2 separate regions of the Mus musculus genome follow, and region 2 is linked to region 1. Evidence: chromatin loops called from intact Hi-C (ENCODE). Cell type or tissue: left cerebral cortex. All regions are shown on one strand. Links, peaks and the distances in the headings refer to the core of each region. The heading gives the core; the rest is flanking DNA.

What was found. Peaks named below come from ENCODE experiments on the same cell type or tissue, not always from the same donor. Only the 100,000 strongest peaks of a DNase experiment are listed, where the experiment ranks them.
Region 2: it touches region 1 in a loop (10-fold over the local background); 1 of 42 quality-filtered maps calls a loop at or near these places.

The regions. Positions count from the first base shown.
Region 1 is chr16:91,958,288-91,967,371 of GRCm38, reverse strand. It overlaps D430001F17Rik (a long non-coding RNA gene), which reads right to left. Exons shown (of 4, transcript XR_876250.1): 2 at 6,137-6,231; 3 at 5,713-5,806; 4 at 1,142-5,486. Among named protein-coding and RNA genes, the nearest start is that of D430001F17Rik, 8.8 kb to the right of the region's middle. In left cerebral cortex, for the core only: a CTCF peak has its summit at 6,629 (motif pointing right); DNase peaks (open chromatin) are centred at 4,635 and 4,928; H3K4me3 peaks cover 388 bases; H3K27ac peaks cover 1,996 bases.
Region 2 is chr16:92,110,894-92,119,977 of GRCm38, reverse strand. Mrps6 (mitochondrial ribosomal protein S6) reads right to left here. Exons shown (of 3, transcript NM_080456.1): 3 at 7,751-8,245. The coding sequence ends at 8,053. Among named protein-coding and RNA genes, the nearest start is that of Gm41496, 10 kb to the left of the region's middle. In left cerebral cortex, for the core only: a CTCF peak has its summit at 5,020; DNase peaks (open chromatin) are centred at 3,215, 3,709, 4,243, 4,966 and 2 more places; H3K27ac peaks cover 2,187 bases.

The DNA.
Region 1 (9,084 bases), core at 2,190-7,189:
TCCCCCTCTAACCCTTGTCCCATGAAGTCATCTCTTTTTTATGTATATAAGCAAAAAGGCTTGATTGCAGATGCCACCCCTGTACAAAGGGCCAGCCATGCTCATATCCTATGCAGTACCTTCGTTAATCTGCCAAACCCTTCCATTCTGAGCTTAGGCATTGCTCTCTCTGATGGCCACAAGTGTAAGGCCCTTCCTTTGTTCTGTGAGTTGAAGTTGGTTGGCTCTCCTATCCCAGATTCTCCCATTTCCAGTATCCAGCATCACTAGAGAATACTTCACCTGAGAATAGCAGTGACTGATCATTAAATGAGTGAGCCACACACTCCTTTCATTATTCAGCTGGACGGCCAACAGCCATTTGTCTTGCATCTGCTCCACTGTCATCGCCCATTCCGTGAGTTACTTATCAAGTGTCTATAGTGGACCTGGCGGTCAGGACCAGCTACCTGTAGAGTACAGTAACTGTAAAGGGGGAGGCTTGTTCAAAAGTCACTGGGAATTGAAGACCCTGACAGTGAAGCATGTGGCAGCGGTGTCCTAGAAGTCAAGGAAACTGGTAACAAAATAAACACTCATACCATTAGAGAGTTCAGCAAGAAGAGATAGATGTTAAGAGGTATCAAGTTCCCCACCTGGAACTGCTTCCAGGACACCCTTTGGGTACCAAAATCTGCAGATGCTCAAGCTCCCTGTATAAAATAGCATGCTGTTTGCACATAAGCCACCCACTTCTGTTTGTTACAATGTGTCTAGGTTGTTTGTACATAACCCACTTGTGTTTGTTACAGTGTGTCTAGGTTGTTTGTACATAACCCACTTGTGTTTGTTACAAAGTGTCTAGGTTTCTTCTGGTGTCTCTTGCAATCCAAAGGATGTGCAGAGCTGTTCTATCCAACAGGGAATCACAGAGACAAACCCATACATGTTCCATACATAATTTCTCCCAAATGTCTTCAAATCATGGTTGACCAACTCTGCGGCCTTGGAACCTATGGGCAGAGAGGACCAAGCCTAGGGTGTTATAATTTTAATTTATATAAGAAATGCATACATGTAAATCAGGAAAATAATTACAAAATGTTAGAGAGTGATGGTTCAGTGGGGCAGTTGATGCAGAGATGAAAGAGGAGTGGAAGTGTGTGGGGGGTTGTATTTTAATTAGGATGATGGGGGAAACTTGATTGACATCTGGAAAGAGACAGGCGCAAGCTGAGCAGATGTCTGAGAAAGTCACTCGGCTGGAACAGTGTTTGTAGTAACGAGGAAGATCCGAGTCCGTGGAGTGAGAATGGAAAGCATGCCAGGCGTTCCTATCACAGGGCCATGGCTAATGCAGACCCTGTGACTTCCCCTGCTCCTCTTGTCACAGCTAGCTTCTCCCAACCCTTATGTTTCACAGAGCTCACTCCCAACCACCCAGGCATCTACCACTCTCAACACTGAACCTCCTCAGTACCCTTAGGGCCCTGGCCACAGTTTGTAATGATGAATTTATTTGTTTGCAGAGCAAGTTGTTGGTTTGTTTTCCGGCCCTGGCCTGGTCTCTGGGCAATCTGACAGCAAACAGCACATATGTTTGACTTCTCTTGCAGCCGTTCCCTGAGCATTTAGCAAATGGACACTTAACATCCAGGTAATCCTCACCACACCAATTCTGAATACCTGAATTTTCCTGCTTACTGAAGGTCACTGATAATCCCCCAAATCAATATTCAGGGTGTTTTCTTGGTCGGGTGTGGACATGTGTGCACCTGGGAGGATAAAAGAATTACCAACAAACATTTTCCAGCTGAGGTCAAACAGAGAAATACTCTCTTATCTGTATGCCTGTGTGGTATGTATGTGTGTGTGTCTTGGGGGGGGGAGGGGAGGGCGGTGCATGTGTTGCTATGAGTGGAACCGAATTTCAAGAACACATTAAGGAAGCCCTCTATCTTAAGCTATACCCCTGGCCTGCCTTTTTCTTTTTTGTTGGTGATTTCGGTGTATCATGCTGAAGGGCTATCTAGTATCATGAGCGTCTAAGTCCTGAAAGACATGCCTCAGGAAGAAAATGCCTGTTAGTGTGGTTAGCTGTGAGGTTAATGTTAATGAATAGAAAATACAAAGTAAATAGGAAACACAAGGACAAAATCATATTGAGGCAAAGTCTTGAGTAACCCAGGCTGGGCTTGATCTACTAAACTGCCTTCATTTGGGATGACAGATGTGTATCACATCTGGGCAAGACTAGTAATCTTCGAAGGAATGGATTTGTTCTCTGGAATGGGTTGTTAGAAAGTGGCCAGCCCCTCTGTCCCCTTTATCCGTGTTCATTACTGCACACCACCACCACCCCCCCCCCACTATGTGACCTCAGCTGCATGGTATACTGCTTCACCAGATGCTAACAGGTGCAGCCACCTGGTTCTGACCTTCCCTGGGTCCATGTTTATGATTCCCCAGCCTCAAGTACTTAGTCATCATAGCAGTAGGAAGTGGTCTAAGACTCGAAGGCAAAGCTGTCCATTCTGCTGCCCCTTCACTGGAAACACCAGCCCAGAGACACAGTCGCTTTCCTTTCATGGGAGGCGTCTTCCGCTAGTCAACCAGAAGATGGTGCTGACATCAACCATCTCCAGCGATTGTGGTTTCAACCTCAGAATAAGAACCAGTCCTTCAAAAAAGGCATTGTTTGACTTCCTGTTTGACAGCTCAGTCTCAGCTGGGAATTAGATGTAGCTCTCCCTGAACAGCAGCGCAGTGCCGTGGTGATGAAGAGAGATGTCAGAGGCCAACCCAAACCTCCTGAGCTCCAGAGACCCATCGCTCAGCTTGCCCAGGCCATGGCTCAAACGCCAACAAAGTCCTACCCAAAGCTTCTGCCAACCTTATCGGCTACTCCAGGAGAGACCTCAGTCCACTGAAGAACGAAGTATCAAGAGATAATCTTAAGGAAGGCAAGTTCCTCCCCTCCCCCACTTCTCTGCTTCCTTTGTAGAAATGAAATGTACCCTCTGCTTCCAGGTTCCCATGCCTTCCACCATGATGAATTCTGTGCCTGTGGAACTGTAAGCCAAAATTGAATTGAAACAAAAACCTTTCCTTACAACAAAGAAAGAGATGGATGGAGGGAGGGAGAGAAGGTGGGGAGGGAGGACAACAGATCTCATAATGAACCAGCAAGAAAGGCCACAGGGCCAGGAGTCTGAAGAAAAGCTTGTAACCCAGCCCTCTTCCCAGGACCACTCGTGTAGACTCTGCGTACCAGTATGGAAGATGCCCTGCTTCTCCTCTGGGGGAAATGAAGGCTTAGACCTCCTGGGCTAGCTGAGAACTTAAATACCCATGATGGCTGATCTTCGCTGACACCTTGACACACCTGAGAAGAGGAGACTTCACCCACCCAGGAGCTGCAGCTGTCTTTGAGCTCCCATGCCCCTACAAAGAAGCCTAATAAACCCACTGGTTCGCCACGCTGGACTTTAGTGGGCCAGTGCCCTATCTGCGGCGGTGAATAGACATTTGTTTGTGTCTTCCCAGGAAAGTCACAGAATGCAGTAACTTGTAGAAATGCCAGCGTGGACTGGGAAGGAGAAAAGATTTGGGTCTCCTTCCCACCTGCCACATTGCTCCCTCTGGCCCTTTACCAGTTCCCTGTGACTGCTGCCTATTGACAGTAAATAAAAGGCACAGACAGACCTTGGCCTGATGGAGACCCACCCCCAAAAGAAGCATTTCTGGAACACAATTGCCACATTGAAAAGCCTTGTAAAGAGAGGCCTCCAACCATAACCATGGGGCCCTCTCACCTCTAGAAATACACTTCCTCCTGTCTACACATCCCGACATACAAACAATAACTCCATCACCAGGAGACCACAGCACAAAGAGAAAGGGGGAAGGGACAGAGGGAGGAGAGAGAGAGAGAGAGAGAGAGAGAGAGAGAGAGAGAGCAAGGCGTAAATAAGATGTGTGTGGGCAGACAGGAAAAATGATTGAACGGCAGAAGACATGAGGATGCATTTGACACAATGGCTTTTACATCACACCTACACACACGGCTAATATAAAGTACGTTCACAAACAGGTCTGTATCTGCGACGACGACGACGTCACACATTCTGTCTTGCGACTAGAAACAGTATTTGCACTTTGTACCCTGCACTGAATTATTTTATACACAAGATCACCTGGCACAGCTCCTGTCCCCAAGATGCAAATTAACATTTTCACAAGGGGTGGGGAGGCTGGGGGAGAGGGTGGGGGTGGGGGACCAATGTGCTCTGCTGGCCACACTGATATTACTGGGCATGATGGATGCTGCCAGTGCTGTTGCCTAGCAACCCAAGACCCTTCCAGACAACCCAGCAGCCTCGCTAGTGCGCAGTGGCAAACAGGGCTGGTTCAACATGGCACTGGGCACAGAAAGATAATAACGTGGGGGTGGGTTTTGGGGTTTTTTTTGTTTTTTGGTTTTTTTTTTTGTTTTATATTTTTGGTAATCATTCTTGATGATTTCCTGAGGAGATCAACATATCTAAGAGCAGCCTGAGTCCTACATGAAATGAGAGCTGGAAAAATCCCAGGGTTTTTGAATTACCTCCTACTCTGCTCGGGAGAGTTGTGGAATTTTACTGGCTGGTCTCCTGACAATCTCCCCACCGCTGGCCCTCGCCGCTACAGTCTCAGAGTGACTCACCAGCATACCCTCAGAGCTGTTTGTCAGCCTTGTCATGAGTCACGGTTTTTTCAGCTTTTTTTTTCCTCAAACTGAAACACTTGACATTTTAGAATGGGTTTGGGGAAGGTTCTTTTAAAAAAAAAAAATAAAAATAAAAAAAAATAAAAGAAAGAAAGAAAAGAAAATGTAAGCCACTCTCTGGCTTTGTGTGCAAGTGTGGGGGTACGTGGGAAGGGGTGAATAATGACTGCCTGTGCAGGTAAACAGGGACACGTGACCAGCAGCCAGCAGAGCGAAGGCAGCTGGGGGTGAGGGACGGACATTCCCCTAGGCTGCATCTTAGCAGGACACAGGTTGGCCAGCATCCACCCACTTCCAATCCATTCCATCAGAGTGACAGAGTGCTCCCCTCACCTCCCAACAGAGAAATCAGCCCTCCTTCTATGCTCCATAACAGAACCACACAAAGCTCTATGGGAAAAAAAAAAAAAACATCCCACAGGGAAAATTAAGGAACAAAGAAAACTGGAATCTAAGATTAAAAACCGAGAGCCAGAATTGCTGCCGAGAGATTGGGTCCCATTGGACAGAGGTGGGCTGGTCTCTGGGCCTGGATTCTAATCCTGGCATTAAGTATGGGAAGGTAAGAAACTTCTGCCCATTTGAAGGGCCAGCCAGGTGTCTCATTCTGTCTGTCCATTAGCAAGCTGTCTGGCTTGCTATTCCCCATTGAGGGCTCCTCAGACTCAGGTACCTTTTAGCTCTCTCGGGAGCCTTGAACCACATCAGATATGTCATCAGCTCAGTGCACGCTGTATGTCTGTAAGGAGACACAGTTACAAGAAAGAATTAACTAACTAAATCCAATTAACCTCTCAGAACCCCTATTAGTTCCTGTATTTAACAGGATGAATTCAGTATGCCCCGTCAGCCCCACAGAAAAATAATGAAATCTAGGAGTCAACGAGACTGAATGCATTTCTAAGCGTTATGCAATGTTTTCACATTATAAAAAACATTATTGGAAAAGAAAAGGAAATAGTTACCGGAAATGCAGCAAAAGCCGGGGATCGGGGATCAGGGATCAGGCTAACTCCATGCCTGGTGGAGAGTCAGGAACAGGCTCATGACAAGAGTCTCCTTTTCAAGTTTGGAGTGAGAATCAAAAGTCCACATTATTTGCATCGTTGAGCAACGGCATTGAAGATTCAATGTTTAAACCACAAATGCTTTTGTGTTACAGCAACTTAGTAATTTTATTACCTCGCATGCTTTAATTAAATGTATTAAATCCATTCCCTGAACATAAAAGTCCTAGGGATAGATATAAGACAGGTAACTGTTTTTCTTTTTTTATTATTATTATGGAAATATTCAAACATGCACAAAAACTAGAGGAGATGGCCTTAATAAACCTCTCAATGTTTATCTACTTTTATTTCCTGTGGATGCGATTAAAAAAAAAAATACCTTACTAAGAGAAGGGTTTACTTAGCTCACAATCCCAGGTTGCAGTCTATCACTTCAGGGAAGTCAAGGCAGGAGCCTGAAGCAGCTGGTTACGCCTACAGTCAAGAGCAGAGAGAACGGGGAGTCGGGGCCTGCATGGGAGCGCCCAGCTGGGTCTCTCTGTTCTCACACAGTTCAGGATCCCTGCCAAGGGAATAGTGATGCTCACAGTAGGCAGGGCTTCCCATCTAACCTGAACATCCTTCATAGACATGTGCACAAGCCAGGTTCAGCTAGACACCCCCTCATTGAGATAATTATATGGTGTATCCAGCTGTCAACACTGACCACCACAATGCTCATCACACTGCGTCTAGCATCATTACCAATCGCCAGTCTTATTTCATCTACTCCAGGTACCACATCGTGTTGTTTCAGATTTTAAAAAAAATTTTTTTATTAAAAATGTATTTATTAGGTACCCAGTGTTCTGCCTGCATATATGCCTCCATGCCAGGAGAGGGCGCCAGATCTCATTATAGATGGTTGTGAGCCACCATGTGGTTGCTGGGAATTGAACTCAGGGCCTCTGGAAGAGCAGTCAGTGCTCTTAACCACTGAGCCATCTCTCCAGCTCCCTATTTTCTTTTATTATAACTATACAACGGTGTGAGTGTAAACTCATGTTCAGTTTGTTTTATTTGTAGAGTAATGGTGTTCTGTCTGTAAGAATGTCTATGCATCATGTTGCATGCATGCAGTGTTTGTAGAGACCAGAGCATCATCAGATCCCCTGGCACAGTTTCAGATGGTTGTGAGCTGCCATGTGGTGCTGGGAATTAAACCCAGGTCCTCTGAAAAAGCAGTCAGTGGTCTTAACCACTGAAGCCACCCCTCCATCTTCTCATGTTAAAACTCGATCCCACTGTGGTGGTATTAGGAAATGGGGTCCTTTGAGGTGGTTAGATTATTAAAAGTGAGCAATCCATCCTCACAGGACTGGATGGATTCTCTAGGCAATGTGTGAACCTTCATTTCTGAAGGACAGGGTGGGTTGTCCTGAGCTGATGGACCTCTGAACCGATGCTGTGCCCTCTTGGTCTTCTGCATTCTGTGTGAGGTTCACAAGCACTTGATACTCCCCAGAAGCAACTGAGGACCTTGCAGGCTCCAGAACGGTGAACCAAAAAAGTCTTCTCTTTATGAATAGTCTAGTCTACAGTATCCTGTTATAGCAACAGAAAATGGATAAAAGCCAAGTTTAAAATACAAACCCCTGTTTCCAAATGTATGGTACATTTAACTACACTTAAATTGAACTTGGAACCTTGGATAAGCCCAGCCCTGTACAACTGAGCTATACACACACCACCACCACCACCACCACCACCATCACCACCACCACCAACAACAACAACAGCACCCTTTATTTCTGCTTTTTCTTTTGCGACAAGGTCTCCATAAGTTGTCCCAGCTAAAATTCAGTTTGTAGCCCTGGCAGGCCTTGAACCTGCAATCCTCTGCCTTTATCTGCTTTCGTGTGCCAGGAGAGGGCACTGGATTCTTTGGAGTTACAGAGGGTTGTGAGCCCCATATGGGTGATGGGCACCAAAGGAGGGTCCTCTGGAAGAGCAGTCAGTGCTCTTAACTGATCAACCATCTCTCCAGCCCCCACCCCATAATATATATTACTCAGAGGTGACATGGTTAACATAAACCATTTCTATGTCTTATTTCTATTATTTTTTAAATCAATGATTATTGAAAATGAAATAGAATTAATTTAAGAATTTTTTAGAACCTGTTTTGATAGGAAATCATTATCAAAATCTATGTATCAGCATACTTATTATCTGAGGTACTCATACATTCTTTTTCAATTTTATTTACTCTCACTTATTCGCTTTATATCCCACTCACTGCCCCTTCCTCATCACGCCCCCCTACAACCTCCCCCCATCCCCCTCCCCTTCTGAGAGGGTGGTGGCCCCCCTGACATCCCCCTACCTTGACACATCAAGTCTTTGCAGGGCTAAGAGCATCTTCTTCCACTGAGGCCAGACAAGGCAGCCCAGCCAGAAGACCACATCCCACGGACAGACAGGCAGCAGCTTTGGGGGTAACCCCGCTCCAGTTGTTCAGGACCCACATGAAGACCATGCTACGCATCTGCGAAATATGTGCAGGGAGGCCCAGGTCCAGCCTGTGTATGCTCTTTGGTTTCTCATACCTTTATAAAACTCACTAAAATGCTACCGTTAGGTCTATTAAATGTTTCGTTAAAACCTTAGAGTGCTACTTGTTTATATAAGCCAACATTTATTGAAGTGAACATTAAAAAAAATTAAACTCTTAAAAATAATCCAGGATATCTGAAAATTGATTACTGACCAGATGTTTGATGATACTAAGATTTTGTCATTGTGCTGAGCCTGGCGGTGGGGGCACTGAGTAATGTATATTATTGGGGGGCTGGAGAAATGGTTCAGCAGTTAAGAGCACTGACTGCTCTTCCAGAGGAGCCTCCTTTGGTACCCAGCACCCACATGGCAACGCACAACCCTCTGTAACTCCGAAGGATCCAGTGCCCTCTTCTGGCCTCCACAAGCACCAGTCATGAAAGTGGTGCACAGACATTCAAGCAGACAAAGCACATATACACATAAAATAAAAATAATACACAGTTTTAATCCTTATTAGGGGCTGTAGAGATGACTCAGTGATTAAGAGCACTCGCTACTCTTGCAGAGGACCCAGGTTTGGTTCCCAGCACCCACACCTGACAGCTCATAACTCCATGTGACTCTAGTTTCAAGGGACCGGACACCTTCTTCTGGCCTTCACAGACAGCTACAATCACATGGTACACATATATACAAGCAGGCTAACACCTGCACATACCCGTGCACACGATTAAAATATCTCTTTTTTTAAAATCTTTATTGGATTAATTGTGGTTAAGATCTATG
Region 2 (9,084 bases), core at 1,967-6,966, 150 kb before region 1:
GCTGGGTCATTTTTGCAGTGGCTGTCTCTGCACACTTAGGCTTCTTACCACACAAGTGGCTGGGTAGGACTGAACCGTTAGTTCCTGTGCTCAGTTGTTCTCCTCGCTCCCCTTTGCCAAACCTTCCTCCTCATTTCACCGGCCATCCTTTGACTTCCAGTTCAGGCCATAGCTGAGGCCTGGCTCCCCTCCAAGCCTCTCTCCTCTTCTCAGGCCTCTCAGGACCAGGTGCTACTGTGGCCACCTCCCAGAGCATGTCACCACCGGGGAGCAGTTCAGAGTCCCCCAGAGACAGCCTCTGTGGCTCCCAACCGCTCGCGGCCTCACCTGCTCTGGACTGCTTCATACCCACCTGGTCAGTTTCTCCTACAGTTTCCAGAACTTTCTCTTCCCTTGTATTTCTCTGCCTCTGAAATGTCTTTCTCCAGTTTGACATGCAAATCCACCAGGGATCTCTGTTCAGAATCCCAATTGTAACAGCACTCAGAAATCGCCTCCTCTGTCCCGGTGGCCCCAGCTATGCCCACACTCTCCTGCAGACCTTGCTGTCAACTGTGACAACTGGAACACCCCCACATTATATCTCACTCAGCAAGCAGATGCCTAGCCACAGCTAGAGAGGTCTTGAGACCTGACTCATCTTCTTCAGCAGCAGCACAGTCCCGTCTCATCCTGTACCGTGAGAAGCCATCCACTGTCTCAAAGCTCTGGCTGTTTCCTCTCTGCCTCCAATAGGGAGGGCAACATTGTGTGCGTTAAACGAGCTGGGCAGCGTAGAAGGTTCAAAGAGCATTCATGGAATTTTACAGGCATTCACAAACAAAGCAATGGTAAAACGACCGCCAAATCAGAGAGAAAACTGGCCAACACCCTGCAAAGGAACGAGCCATAACCTTCTCCGTCATCTTTCTTTAAAAACAGAAATCAACACGTTAGCATTCGTACTTACTGCACCTAGGTTTACCAACCTTTAAAAAGCAGAGTCAAACCTATTAAAAAAAAAAAAAGTTTGTTCTCTGGAATGAAGTTATTCTTGGCTGAGCCCGCCGGTGTCCCAGCAGATCAGCCTTTGCCTTGTTTCTAAGTTTCAGCTAAGTCTTTGTTGTTTTACACTTTTCAGACCCAAAACTTGTAACCTCATGAAGGTCTCATGTAGCCCAGTCTCAAACTTGCTTAGTAGCTCAAGGATCATATTGAACTCCTGACTCTCCTGCCTCTACCTCCCCAGCGCTGGATTCGAAGGCCTGGACCACCACACCCAGTTGACGAAGTACTAAGGGGCTGAGCCTAGGATCAAACACACGCTAAGCAAACACTCTAGCCACATCCCAATCTGTGGGTAAATTCTCTTAATCCCTCAACAAGAGCCGGGCGTGGTGCCGCACGCCTTTAATCCCAGCACTCGGGAGGCAGAGGCAGGTGGATCTCTGAGTTCGAGGCCAACCTGGTCTACAAAGTGAGTTCCAGGACAGCCAGGGCTATACAGAGAAACCCTGTCTCGAAAAACCAAAAAAAAAAAAATAATAATAATAATAATAGTAAAATAAAATAAAATAATCCCTCAACATAGAACATTCCATACTAATTAGCTAAAACACCTCCAATCCTATTTGATACATAGTATAGATAGAAACATAGATAGATAGAATGATAGATAGATAGATAGATAGATAGATAGATAGATAGATAGACAGACAGACACATACATACGTGGTTACATACATACATGAATACATACATGCGTGCATGCATACATATATACATACATACATGCATACATACAAAGATAGAGTGAGAAATGGCTTCCGTGTCTCTGAGTAAGTAGTTTTAGATGAAGATGCTGTTCTGCTGGGGGAGAATCCTAAGAGTATCATTCATACCCCTTTGGGCTCAAGATGACCTCCAAAATGATTGTAACTTGGCAGGATGTCACACAGCATGACACAGCAACAGGAATATGATTCTGGCTGTGCTCCCACACAGAGGGCCACCAGCCCCCAGGCCAGTCCTGGCTAAGAACACAGACCAAGTTCCAGGACAGGTTGCTCAGGACTGGATGAGGTGAATTTATACTTCCATTGAGATACCATGGAGTCAGAACTTCAGGGAACCGGCTGGCCAGCTGGCTTGGAGCAGCCTGCATCTCTCATATGCAGCCTCCCTGCAGTGACAGCCATACCCACCCATGCAGGGTCCTTAGCCTGCTGGCCCTCCATCACCATGGGGCCACTCCTTCCCAGCCTGTACTGTGGCAGATGACTAACAACTCCTCAGTGTCTCCATGTAAAGGGTTGTATTTACTCAGAGATGGCTTTTAAGACGTAATTTGTTAGACTGAGTAATCCAGATGGCTGTCACCTTAATTTTATTATCAGCTCTGCTTTGCTCAGAATCCCTTGGGGCTCCACTGAGCCCAGAAAGAACACAGTAAGGGCCCGGGGACGATGACATCACAAAGCAGGCCTACTGTCTGTCTAATCACATTAGCACTGTCTAAATCGAGCCGCTGCTCCTGCGTCTGTAATGCAGGGTGATTTCCTGGGATGGCCCCTCAGATTGTTTCCTCATTGGTACCAAACACTTTTCTAATGTGATTTTTTTTTAGCACGTAGTCACTGTTTTTTTTAAAGTCAGAAACTGTTAACGAAAGAAGAAAAATTTAAAAGCCCATCACCATCTTCCTCAGAGAGAATTAGTGTCCGTGGAACAGCACTCAACATTTTGGACTTACGAATTTATGCCTTAAAGATCTCTAATTATTGAGGATTTAGTTTTGTAAGCCCCCATCCACACCATCTCCCCGCCCCCCAAAACAGAGGAAACCTGAGCGGATGTCCAGCATCTCAAACTGCTGTTCAGAGAAGGCTCTCCTTCCATCCACAGCATGCCAGTCACCACTGTCATGAACAAATGCACCCTAAGAACAGCCCTCAGAACCAGCCCTCTAAGCAGCTGGAGCAGGTTAGAGGCAGAATTCAATGGGCCCTCCGATGCTAACTCAGGTCCCTGCCAAGAAGGCACCTCAGGCAGTGAAGACCTCCACAACAGGAAGTCCTCTGATGTGCACTAAAGACCTCTGTTCTAGTGGGCCCAGAATATCAACTGCCACGAGGTTCTGCTATGGACTTCAGAAAGGAAGATGCAGTTAGGCCCTGGTGGTAACAGTGAAGGTGGCTGCTGGTGGCCGGTGGTGGCTGGTGCGGTGCCTAGACTCTGGCTGTTGTGAAGGTGAGACAGCAGGCTTTAGTTGAACTAGATGGTGGATGTGAAGGCGAGAGAGGAGTTCAGGATCTCTCCTGAAGAGTGGGCAGGACCTGACACTGTGGACGTGGGACTTCTGGATGCCTGCTAGGATTTAAGGGGACTCTGCCTGCAGGGCGTCAGAGAGGTCGTGGGGAGCCCAGAGAGAATCCCAAGTAAAGATAAAATCGGAACAGAGCTTAACAGAGTAGGTATTTAAAACCAGGGGCTGGTGAGATTCCGACTGAGGAGACAGATGGAGCTGGAACACTCCAACACAAAGGTGAAGCAACTGTTGTCAGAAAGGAAAGTAAACCATAGCCCTGAGAAATTCTGCCCACATGCCCTTCGTCCTCACCCGCCTGCCGCAGGAGATTGCAGTCATCTGATGCTAAGAACCCTCAGGGGCAGACTCAAACGGGCTGCTGTTTTGGCGCATGAGAACAGACAACGATAAACTGCCACGCCCAGGTGATGAGGGGGTGGGGCAAAGCCAGGGCCTTGGAGCCGGCCTCCAACTGAAAATTCTATGCTCATTTCATTTCTGAATATTTTTTCAAAGCAACCAAGATTTTTTTCAAAATCACCATGGAAACATGTCTCCTGTCTCATCCATCCCTCCCCCGCCCCCCCCCCCTTGAAGAAGGCGAGCAGCGGGAGGCAGTTACGAGGCCTCCACAGATGGGCTAATTCTCTCTGCTAGTCTCTTAGCACAAATGGTGGTAGTCCTGACCACACACAAAAAAGGAATGCCCTGTACTTCTCAAATGCCCCCACCACACACACACACACACACACACACACACACACACACACACACACACACACACACACACGCTTCAGGGATGCTCTGTTCGGCTGGGGCCACTGAGCAAGCGCTTCTTCGTCCCGATAAACCCCACTACCTCTTGTGAATGCCTGACAACCTGCTCTCAGCCCCACCTTACCCCTGCTGAAGCTAGGCCATTATTCACGTCACACGAGCAAACAGCCAGTGCAGAGCTGCTGTCAGAAGGCACAGCCTTCCCTCTTGCCTTTCCTAAATGATCCTTTAGGAAGCTACAAGCTAAAGGGTACCCTGGACTCGGTAACTTCCCAGTCTGGTCTCTAGTGACAGCCAGCCTTTGGCTCCATCACTATCAGCTCCATCTACCACACCACACTCACCTATGCTGGGAGCTCCCAAAACAGTGATGTTCCCAGCTCCCCAACCAGCGCTCTACTCCATGCTGGTTGCCCCCGTGCCAGGGGAGATGCTGTCTCTGCTAGCAAACTTCCCGGGCCACTTCCACTTCCACGGTGATTGGTTTGGATCCCAACTATTGTTTTTATCATGGCCTGTGATTTACAGTACTGAGGATTTCCACTTCCTCTCCTACCTGTGAGGGCCTGGGGTTGGTAGTACTGCCTAGTGCACCCCTGTATCCTGCACAGTGCTACACATTATATAAATATGCCCCTGGAGCAATGCACAGAGAAGAAAGGCTTTGTGGGAACTTACAGAGAGCCAAGAAGCATGCTAAAAAGAGGCCTGGCCTCCAGAAACCCCTTTGATGACCCACAATGAAAAATCTCTAAAGGAGCCCAGCTCTGCTCCTATAGTAATGGAGCCCGGAGCCTGAGTCTGAGTGTGGGACAAGAACAGCCCAGGAGAGAAGGTCACTCACAGCAGGAGACTAGGCTGCAGGCCAGCAGGGTCTGCCTCCAGAAGGGTGTACAAGCCAAAAATGGCCTTGGGAAGTGAGCAGTCAGGCTCTCCCTCCCAGATCCTCCCCTGTGGCTTCAGAGGGTATTTTCTCGGAACCTTAAGCCTTGTGCACAGCACTGGAAGACTGGCTTCACTGCTATGAGGAGGATAAAGAAAGGTACACAGAGCTCAGTGGACAGAGCCGATGCCTAACTAACTCTTACACACTCAGCTAGACCCAGAAGGCAAACATAGCTTAGGCCTTAAGCACCCCATCTCCATCACCAAGGGCCTCTGTCAATGTTTCACGGAGGGCTTGCTAAAACAGCCGCTAACTTGGAGGCTTGTTGAGGACATCTTCCCCCAAAGGCCTGCCTCAGAGAAACCTTGGGCCTCAGCTTCCACATACCCCCCACCTCTGTAGGAACACCTCATGCCCTGGCTCTCCACAGGACTGAGCTACAGTCAGTATCCATGGACCACTGACAAAGCATTGATATTACAGGACCTGAGGCCACCTCTCAGGTCCTCTGCAAGTAAGCTGGAGATGTAGGAGAAAGCAGAACTTTGGACACTGGAAAGTTGAGGCTGAGATGAAAAGTGTCACGTATATTAGCCTGTCTAGCCTCCTGCTCTCAACTGTCTCCAAAATCTGCTGAGTCTGAGAATCATGGGTTAAATGAAGGGCAGTCGGGTCGAGCCAAGGTTATCAGTGAAGATGACCCTGTCCAAAGCAGACCAGACAGTCAAGATTACAAATCTAAGCGAATGCCCTTGTGGAGGATGTGAATCTCGGGGGCTCTGACCTTAAGAAGCTCTTAGGCTTCTGCAGCTCAGGTTCCCAACATAACCTCCAGACCTCCACGTCTAAGCTGCCTTGGTGTCTTGTCACGCCCCTCCCGCCCAGTTCTGTTCTGGCACTCGAGCTTGGGTCTCTGCTGGCAGGCGCGCTCACCCTACGGGCCTCACTTTCTCATACCCTGTGCCAGCCATTAGTATATCCTCTGTACCTTGCAATGGACTGTCAGCTCCAAGGAGGGTCCTTGTGCTTGCTGTTCACCACCACTTACCAAAGAAGCAGTGAAGTGCCTCGGGATGCCACCAGCCAAGGCAGAGTGGACAGAAAACAACACAACCTGGAAATCACTGGCATGTGCTGAAACCCACTGTGCAGCACTACTCAGGACAGAGGGACAATGCCTTCATTTTTAAGCATCCAAACAGGAAGTAGCATACACAGCTGCTCCCCATAGCCAGCCTTCTTCTTAACACTCTGTGCCACGAGGCTCTGAATACTTGCCTGCCCATGAATGCCCAATGGTGTCTGAGGGTTGAGGAGCAGAAAAGAAATCAGCAGTGCCATGCTTGGGCCATGAGAACAGATGCTAACCCCGCCAGCAACAATAACATGAGAGGCAATGCCAGCGTCGGTGTTGCAAGATAGACCAGAACCAGAGAATCCCAGCTACCATGTGGCAACTGGGTCCAGGTCGAATCCACGCTAAGCTTCTTCATCCAAATGCCTGAGTAACAACCCAGCACTTGGGAGGCAGAGTCAGGCAGATTTCTGAGTTCAAGGCCAGCCTGGTCTACAGAGTGAGTTCCAAGACAGCCAGGGCTACTCAGAGAAACCCTGTCTCCTACACAGAAAAACCCTGTCTCAAAAAAAAAAAAAAAAAAAAACAAAAAAAAACAAAGGCCTGAAAAGATTACGTGAGGTTAGCACACATGTGCACATGGCCTGCAATGTGGATTTCATAAACTGAGGGTGGTGACACCCAAGTAAAGGTGCATGGGATGCAAGCTGTCTTGCAGACAGATGTGGGCTCTTATGAGCCCTGCAGTTTTAGGAAATTCAAACTGAATGGGAAGTAGTCTACTTCCCCAGATAATCTTTACTCCATCCCTTTTATTTCTAGTCGTGAATTCTGCTCTACTGCTTTTTTAAAAGTTTGCCTTATTTTTATTTTGTGTGTCTGGGTGTTTTGCCTATATGTGCCTGTGCACCACAAGCATGCAGTGCCCACTGAGGCCAGAAGAGGGGCTAGAGTTTCAGATGGTTGTGAGCTGCCATGTGAGTGCTGGTCCTCTGGAAAAGCAGCCAGTGCTCTTAACCTCTGAGCCATCTCTCTCCCCCTGATCTGCTGCTCTTCAGAAAAAAGGTTTTATAATTTTTGCTTGGAAGAAGTTGAAGCACGTGCGATCTGGGCTCCCGTGAACAGGAGCTCTGCCGAGGAAGCCCTGGCTGGCGTTGGGTTTCACACACAGGTCTGTGTCCCTGTCCCTCCTTTGCCTGTGCTAAGACTACTGGGTTGTATAAATCAACACAGCCAGCTCCAAGCTCTTAGCAACAGCAGCTTTGTTATCTGAGAGGACAATTAACCCTGAGCAGGGACCATCTGAGAAGTCTGAGGGGCCACTCCTTTCACCAGCTCCAGGGAGGCCAAGGATGAGAGATTACTATTATTCTATATTAACATTCGCGGGACTATTATTCCAGGGAAAAGCCTAGCGGCCACCATCCCACTGCCTTCTTCAAAGGCTTCCAGGGCTGAGGGCAGTAGACAGGAGGTAGAAGCCAGTGATGAGACAACGCAGGTCCAACAGCCCCAACACTCATGGCCCTCCTCAAAGATCACTGACTGCCCCATGGACAGAAGAAAGCACAAATTCCGTAGACTGTCCAGTAGTCCAGCAGCAGACTCACCCAGATCCCAAACTTCAGGGTGCGAATAACAGTTTGGGGTGTCACAGCACAACTGGAGCTGCCAGCTTTGGGGGTACACTGTGCTGGGGAGGGGGGAGAAGCAATACAGCCGTCAGTGTTGATAAAGTCATGTTTATTACTCTGCTCCCAGTGTTCCATATAGGCTTGCAAGACAACCAAGTGTGAATGACAAACATTTTGCTCTTGGAAACGCTACAGTGGTACTGTGAACACCCCCACTCCCGACAAACCCCACAAGTGGGATGAAATCTCAGCAGAGACATCAGGGCAGGTCTCGGCCAGCAGTTTCTACCTCCTGCAGCAAAATGGTCATGGGCTAAAGTATCCTAGACAACAACCTAGCAGCACCCATAGTGCCCTTAGGATTAAATATAAGGCCAGAATCTGGTGAATCTTCTCACTTCTTCCTCCTCTTTGTTGAATACAGTTTTTCTTCAAGTGGGACTGGGACTATGCCGTCACACTCTTTTACTTCCTGGGTCAGAGGGTGTTTCACAATATTTGGTCTAACCACGTCAATGTCTCGCGCCAAGTGTTCCAGTATGTTCTCCACAGCACTTGTCGGAGCATAAAAATCCACCAGGAAATACCTGCAACAGACAGGGACAGGTGAATGCTGCATCTGAAGGATAACACGCCCTCTCTGCTCAGCGTTGTGATCTTTACCTTCCCAGAGATCACTGCTCACACTCAGCTGCAAGTGCAGCGGGCACCTCACACACTCACACTCAGCTGCAAGTGCAGTGGGCACACCCAGCCTCCTTCCAGACTGCACCTATCATTACGCCCCAGTAAAAATTAGCCGGAACCCCCTTCACAGCAAGGCTGTGACACCAGGCACAGGGAATAAGAACAGTTGTAAGACTGTGTATGTAGAATTTTCTACCCTATCAACAAGAACGGATTTTATATCATCTATTGATTATTCTGTGGAAACATTTATTAGATGGTCTTCTAATTTCCAAGGACTTTACTAGTGGCTTGGTACACCTGAAAGAAACAGTCAGGCCGTAAGTCAGCCAGCCACTTTCCACAGTGAGGAAAAGGACCTGGCACTCACCTGTAGGAACGAGAACTGACAGTCGGTATAACATTCATTATTCATGTCAGCGTGCTGCCAAACGGTATAACAGACAGCGTGTGGCAAAACCATATCAATACCCTGCTGGGCAATGTCATGAGGACTGTCTGCTGTCCACCTCTCTGTCCACACTCAAATGTAGCCAAGTGTAGCAGTGCACACCAGCATTTAAGACACAAAGGTAGGGGTATCACTTCAAGTCAAAGCCAGCCAGCCTCTACAGTGAATTACACAGTCGGCTATGGCTATGTAGATCCTATCTCAGAAACCCAGAGGGCAGGGGCAGAGGTTAGGCCTCCAGTGCACTGCTTGATCTGGACAGTGTGTGCGTTAGAGACTGTGAGCAGG